Regions from separate parts of the Mus musculus genome. Here region 2 is linked to region 1. The links are chromatin contacts, found by Hi-C or POLR2A ChIA-PET in ENCODE. All regions are on one chromosome and are shown on one strand. The core of a region is the stretch at or near the end of the contact, and the rest is flanking DNA. Distances in the headings are between cores, read along the strand shown. Region 1 holds the start of Nap1l4 (nucleosome assembly protein 1-like 4). Region 2 holds the start of Cars (cysteinyl-tRNA synthetase).

Region 1 (3,070 bases), core at 152-2,651:
AAAAACCTGGTGGTGCTGCTGCACGGCTTTAATCTCAGCACCGGAGAGGCAGAGGCAGGTGGATTTCTGTGAGTTTGAGGGCATCCTGGTCTACAGATCGAGTTCCAGAACAGCTAGGGCTACACAGAGAAACCCTGTCGTGGAAAAGCAAAACCAGCCACTAACCAATCAAAATGTCAGGAAAAAAAAATGTATGTCAGAAAAAAATGTAAGTAAAAACATACGAGCTTATTTACTTTCCTTAATTTTGTAAGCGAAACTGTTTATACATAGTTCCAATTTAAGAATGAAAGAGAAGTAATACAGAAAAACAATGCTGTAGACCTTCTGGCCTTCAGTAACCACACTTCATTTTAAGTTTTTGTTTTTCAGACAGGGTTGCATGTTGCTCAGACTGGCCCCACACTGGCTACATAGTTGGAAGTGACAAACTGCTCATTCTGTCACCTGTATCTCTTATCTCAGAAGTACTGGGATTGAAGGCATGCATGTTGCACCATACCCAGCTTTGTTTCCAACTGCCCTGTTCGTAGAATTTGTTAGGAAAACACACATTATCTGCAAGCAAGTTATTTATTCTTATCAGATGTTGTCTATTGCTTCAATGAAAACACCATGACCAAAAAGCAAGTTAGGGAGGAAAGGGTTTATTTGGCTTACACGTCTATATTGCTGTTCATTACTGAAGGAAGTCAGGATAGGAACTCAAGCAGGGCTGGAACCTGGAGGCAGAAGCTGATGCACAGGCCATGGAGGGGTGCTGCTTACTGGCTTGTGCAGCTTGCTTTCTTACAGACACCACCAATAAGCCCAGGGGTGGTACTACCCACAATGGGCTGGGTCCTCTCCCACCAATCATTGAGAAAATGCCTTACAGTTGGATCCTATGGAGGCATTTTCTCAAAGCTCCCTCCTTTCAGATAACTCTAGTTTGTATCAAATTGACACACAAAACCAGCCAGTACAGATGTGCTGAACTTTTCTATCAGAAGGGTAGTCCCATGCCAGGCAGGCACTGTAGACAGAGGGTCAGAAGGCCTTGAGAAGTAGGCGGTGCTTTTCCCAGGCCGGGGGAAGGCAGGGAGTTGTAAGTAATCTGGAAAGAGCGTTGCCGATGTGGTCCAGGAAGCTCAAACCCTAGAGGTTGTAACAAGCCCAAAGTCCTACACGCGCGCCCAGCAGCCCCTTTAAAGAAGCACGAACTGCGCGTGCGCCGGAACACACGTCACTACTCTAACTACATATAGCTCGCGGGCTTAGGCTGGACGCCGTGCTCCCTCAACAGATTTTGATTGGATACCGCCTTTCCTAGTGCCTGGTGCAGTTGATAAACAGCTCTATTGTCCATTCGTCGCCCGTTTTGCTCGCAGAGGGTGGAGCCCGGCGATACGGCCAATGGCAGGTGGTTTTGTTGGCGACCACGGCGGTGCAGCCCCGGAGCGAGCTTAGGACAGGCGCCACTGCCGCAGGAGGCGCGAGGTGCGGTGCTGGCGGGTAACGGCGCGGCGGGCGGCTGGCGAGGGACTGGGGCGGAGGAGGCGGAGACGGGGAGGAGTGGGCGGCGCGGGCAGGCCGACGCGCCATGGCGGCGAGCAGAGGCGGGCGGCGACCGGGTCAGAGGTCCGGGTGGCGGGTGGCGGCGGATGGCGGGCCGGTCCCTCCTCCGTGCAGCCCCGCCCCCGGCTGAAGGTCAGCGCGCTTTGTTCCCGCCGCCCGAGAACCCACGCGAAGCGGCGCAGGCGGTTCCTTGAGAGGACAAGGCCTCCCCAGCGAGGTGGGCCTGGGTACGCCTCGTCTCAGACCGCGCCTGGGAAGGAAGGGGTCTACTGGGCCGCCGCCTCGCCCTTCCGGGCTTTGCATGCTCTCCGCACAGTGCCCCGGTCTCTGAGCCAGACCTCACTCTCTGAGCCTGCGGTGGAGGCGGAGCCAGCCTAGTGACACACACTGAGCCTTCAGACCCGGGCGCCCCTAACGGGTTCAGGGTCGTCAGCAGTACCCCTTCTTCCGAGGGTATCCTTGGGGCAAGTTGGCCCGCACTTCCTCCAACTCTGCTTCGCTGCCTCTTGGAGGAATTTCCGCGGTAGCTTCCGGCGCGTGCGCTGCGGTAACGAGCATATGCATATTCCACAGCAAAAAGACTCAAGTTTAAGTTTTTGGTCCAAAAGTTAAATGCTTTTAAGTTACTGCCGCCTTCCTGTCATAGTAGTTGCTTCCTCTCGGTGACTAATCTCCGCTTACTACACACCAGGGGCTCCTTTAAGCTCCTGACGTGTCTTAACTCATTCACAATAGTACGTGATGTAGGTGCAACAGGCTGACTGTGCATTAGCAAGAAACGCCTGGGTTTTGAAGTGGTTCGGTTTGTGGAATATTTGTAGGTCTGACAGATGAGCGTACCTAATCTGGAAATCCAAAATGTGCTCGAAAAGAAGTGGGTTTTGGGACGTTCTGATTTCTTTTCTTCTTCTTCTTTTTTTTTTTTTTTTTTTGGTATAGGAGTATTCGACCTGTATTGCAAATTAAGTCCCTGATAGGTTAAGTGTGATGGTACCTTGCATCTAAATTCAAATAGATTTAATCTGGCTCAGTTTTAATAATAAATGTTTATTATTAAATAAATAACGTATTGAAACAAATATTCAGATGAACAGTAAGATTCAGAGAAAGCAGGGCTTTGATAGGACTAGAGTATAGTTCACCTGTCGGGTAGTCTACAGCTGTATCATTTTAACTAAAGTAGATGCTGTAAAACTCAGTTGTCGGTCTCAACCCCCCCCCTTAGTTGACCAATATTGGTTCACAGTGTCATAACATTTAAACACATTTTGATGTTTTAGCTTTAAATCCCGAACTGTTTTTCACAGTTAATATAGAATAGCTGGTGAAAATAATAGTGATTTTATCGTTTTTTGAAAATTCTGGAATTGTATTACCAAAGTTCTGGGGGAAAATGTATGTATTTTGGGATCTTCTCAGAAATCATGGCTTGTGAGCTGGCCATTTGGCTTTGTGTAGTTGAGTATATAGAATATACCAGTGGGCAATAAATCTCCTGCAGGGGTGGTATTCT
Region 2 (3,024 bases), core at 461-2,960, 51 kb before region 1:
GAAAGTACTGGCAGCAAAAATACAGTATTTTTGAGAAAGTTGTGAAGTTAGCAATATATGCTCTGATCACTTTAATATGTTTAATACTTTATGTATGTATATAATGGGTTTGTATATGCTTGGCCCAGGGAGTTGCACTATTAGGAGTGCCTTGTTAGAATAGGTGTGTCACCGTGGGTTTGGGCTTTAACACCCTCATTCTAGCTGCCTGGAAGCCAGTCTTCTAGCGGCCTTCAGCTGAAGAGGTCTAACTCTCACCTCCTGCCTTGATGATAATGTACTGAACCACTGAACCTGTAAACCAACCCCAATTAAATGTTGTCCTTATAAGAGTTGCCTTGGTCATGGTGTCTCTTCACAGCAGTAAGACCCTAACTAAGACCTATGTGATACATTATTTCTCTGCTGCCCATGAAATGAACCAATTCAAGCCTGATTAGAGTACATATAGGCAGGTTTATTAGGAAGCTGCTCTCAGGCGAAAGTTCACTGGCCCCAAGGACTGAGGCCAAGGAAGTCACCATGGTGGGGGAGGAGAGAGAAAGAGAAAGGGTGTGAACATAGAGAAGACAGGAGGAGCGATGAGGAAGACCAAAACATCTGGTTTATATAGGGAAGAGCCTCTGGGGGAAGGGCAGTCCAGCCCCTGGGCTGGAAAGTTCAGGGTTACAGCAAGGGTATGCCAGGTAGGGACTGAGGGATGCTGAGAGAACCTGGAGGCCAGGTTTGCTTTGAAATATAAAATTTGCACCTCAGTCCCTTGTCCCAAGGGTACATAACCAAACAATACATATTACCAAGTATCAATTATTTTTTAATTAATTATTTATTTATGTTGAGACAGAGTCTCTTATGGAGCCATGGCTGACTTGGAACTCACTGAGAACTGCCTGCTTCTCCCTCCTGAGTTTCCAGGAATTAAGACCATGGTTGCCAGAATATATATATACCAGAATATATAATTGTATTTATTTATTTCCCTGCACACACACACAACACATGTCTTTTTCACCACAGGCATGCAAAGCCCACAAGGATCAAAAGAGGGTTAGGATCCCATGGAACTGAAGTTACAACCGGTTGTGAGCAGTTGTGAGTGCTAGAAATCAAACCGGTGTCCTCCAGAAGAGCAGCCGTGCTCTTGACCACCGAACCATCTTCCAACCTCAAAACGGAGCTTTTAAAAAAAAAAAAAAATTGTGAGACAGGGTCTCGCTATATACCTGGCTATGTTTCTAAAATAATACTTTCCATTTCTTCTCATAAACCTCCCTCTGATGGTGTGTCTTGGGAGGCGACATCAGGAATTAAGGAACACACAGGAAATAAAAGGATTCAGGAGAGAGTGTAACAGGAACCACCTGTTTCCAGGCTTGTGTGGCCTTTTGGAGAGTGTCTCAGAAAAAGGCGTCTTCCTCGCCCCTCTCCTCCAGTCGCTGAGTCCCTTGCCCCACCCTTTCCCTTGCATCTCTTTAATCTCTACTCGTTTTGCCCCGCCCCTCTACCCAGCTCCTCGCCCCTCCCACTCCCCCATTTCGTCCCGCCCCTCCCAGCCCTCTTCAGCAGCCCGGGTTTGCGCTTCTCACTGTCTTAGCCCTTTGGTGTCTATTAAGTTCCGCGCCAGCGTAAACCATAGTATTCTCCCATCATGCCCCACGTCGGCGTCAGTTTGCAGTTGCCTAGCTACTGGACATGCCCGGAAGACGACTGGTGGGGCGGGACTTCCGGCGCCGCGGTTGCATCAGATTCTGGAAGGCGTCTGTGGCGGCGGCCGCGGGTCTTGATTCCCAGTGATGGCAGGTTCCTCCGCGGAGCAGGGTGAGGTTTGCGGGATGACTGTGGAGCTCTGGGTACAAGCATGGCCCGAGTAGGCAGTACCGGGCTGGGGCTGTGTGGGCAGCATGGTCCAAGGAGGCAGTGCCCAGGCCAGTGCTGTGGCGACAGCGGTGGAACGAGTGGGTAATGCCAAGCGAGCCAGGGGTTGGGGGCAGCAAGACCCAGGGACTCAGTGCTCAGGTCGGGTCTGTGGGGACAACCATGGACTAAGTGGGCAGTGCCCAGACCAGTGATCCGAAGATAGTAAAGGCTTAAATGGGCAGTGGCAGGCAAAGGCTGTTCGGCAGAGGATCCCTGGGCGGGAAGTGACCAGCCAGGGCTCTAGAGTGGAGGCTATTGGGTTGGGCAGTGGCTAGGTCAGGGCTCTAGGAACAGTGCATGCCCAGGTGGGCAGTGACAAGCTAGAGATCTGGATTAGGCAGTGACTGGAGTGGGCAGAGATGGATCCTCAGGTGAGTAGTATCCAGTCCAGGGCTCTGGGATAAAACGTTCTCCGGTAAGCCTGTGGGGACAGCCGTGGCCCAAGTGGGCAGTGCAAAACCAAAGCTCTGGGGATGGCCAGCGTCTCAATGGACAGTGGCAGGCCAGGACCTGGGGGTGGCTGCCATGACTCCCTGAAGCTAGAGTACTCCTTGGTGGGACCTGACTCCTGTCTTGTAAGTGCCTCCCTTCCTCAGCTTCAATTTTTTGATTGGGTTAAGGCTAAAGTTTCCTTGGATACTCAGCAATAGGAGAGATGGTCCTGTTTCAAATAGCCTGACTCTAGTTGGTACCTGGATGAGACCTCACCACTCCCCCTCCTGCCCTGGCTGGACTTTGGGGGTAAGGCAAAGGCCCAAAGATTGTTTTGGTCTTCTGCCCAAGCAGGTGGGCGGAAGGGCACATGAGGTTGGTACTTAGGGAAGTAGGGCAGAGGAAGCAGGGACTCCGTGTACGCATACATGAAAGAGCTTGGGGATTTATGAAGGCTTTAATCTCCAGTGTGGTCAGCAGTCACCACAGAGACCTGTCCAGTCAGAGCATCACTGTCAGAGCATCATTGGCAATCTACTTTATTGCCAATTGGGAGATTCCCTCAGAAAGCAGTCACTTACGTCACCCCAGGGTAGACCTGGGCCTTGGCAGATCGCTGAAGAGCAGTGTCTTTTCTCATCTTTTTAGCAAGTGGGTTCTAGAAAGAGCAAAGGC

The links. A loop is a pair of places that touch in the nucleus more often than their neighbours do. ChIA-PET counts read pairs that join two places held with the same protein, here RNA polymerase II (POLR2A).
Region 2: a loop to region 1 is called in a map of left cerebral cortex, with 2.1 times the contacts of the local background. The contact joins the promoter of Cars here to the promoter of Nap1l4 in region 1. A Hi-C loop is called at or near these places in 1 of 37 maps with a recorded cell type or tissue (left cerebral cortex). POLR2A ChIA-PET finds 5 or more read pairs at or near these places in 4 of 5 experiments (Patski and embryonic stem cell).

Annotation. Positions count from the first base shown.
Region 1 is chr7:143,547,451-143,550,520 of GRCm38, reverse strand. It overlaps Nap1l4 (nucleosome assembly protein 1-like 4), which reads left to right and starts at 1,401. Exons shown (of 16, transcript NM_008672.3): 1 at 1,401-1,479.
Region 2 is chr7:143,598,776-143,601,799 of GRCm38, reverse strand. It overlaps Cars (cysteinyl-tRNA synthetase), which reads left to right and starts at 1,710. Exons shown (of 23, transcript NM_013742.5): 1 at 1,710-1,818. The coding sequence starts at 1,794. Gm15579 (a long non-coding RNA gene) reads right to left here and starts at 1,696. Exons shown (of 2, transcript XR_870064.3): 1 at 1,587-1,696; 2 at 942-1,177.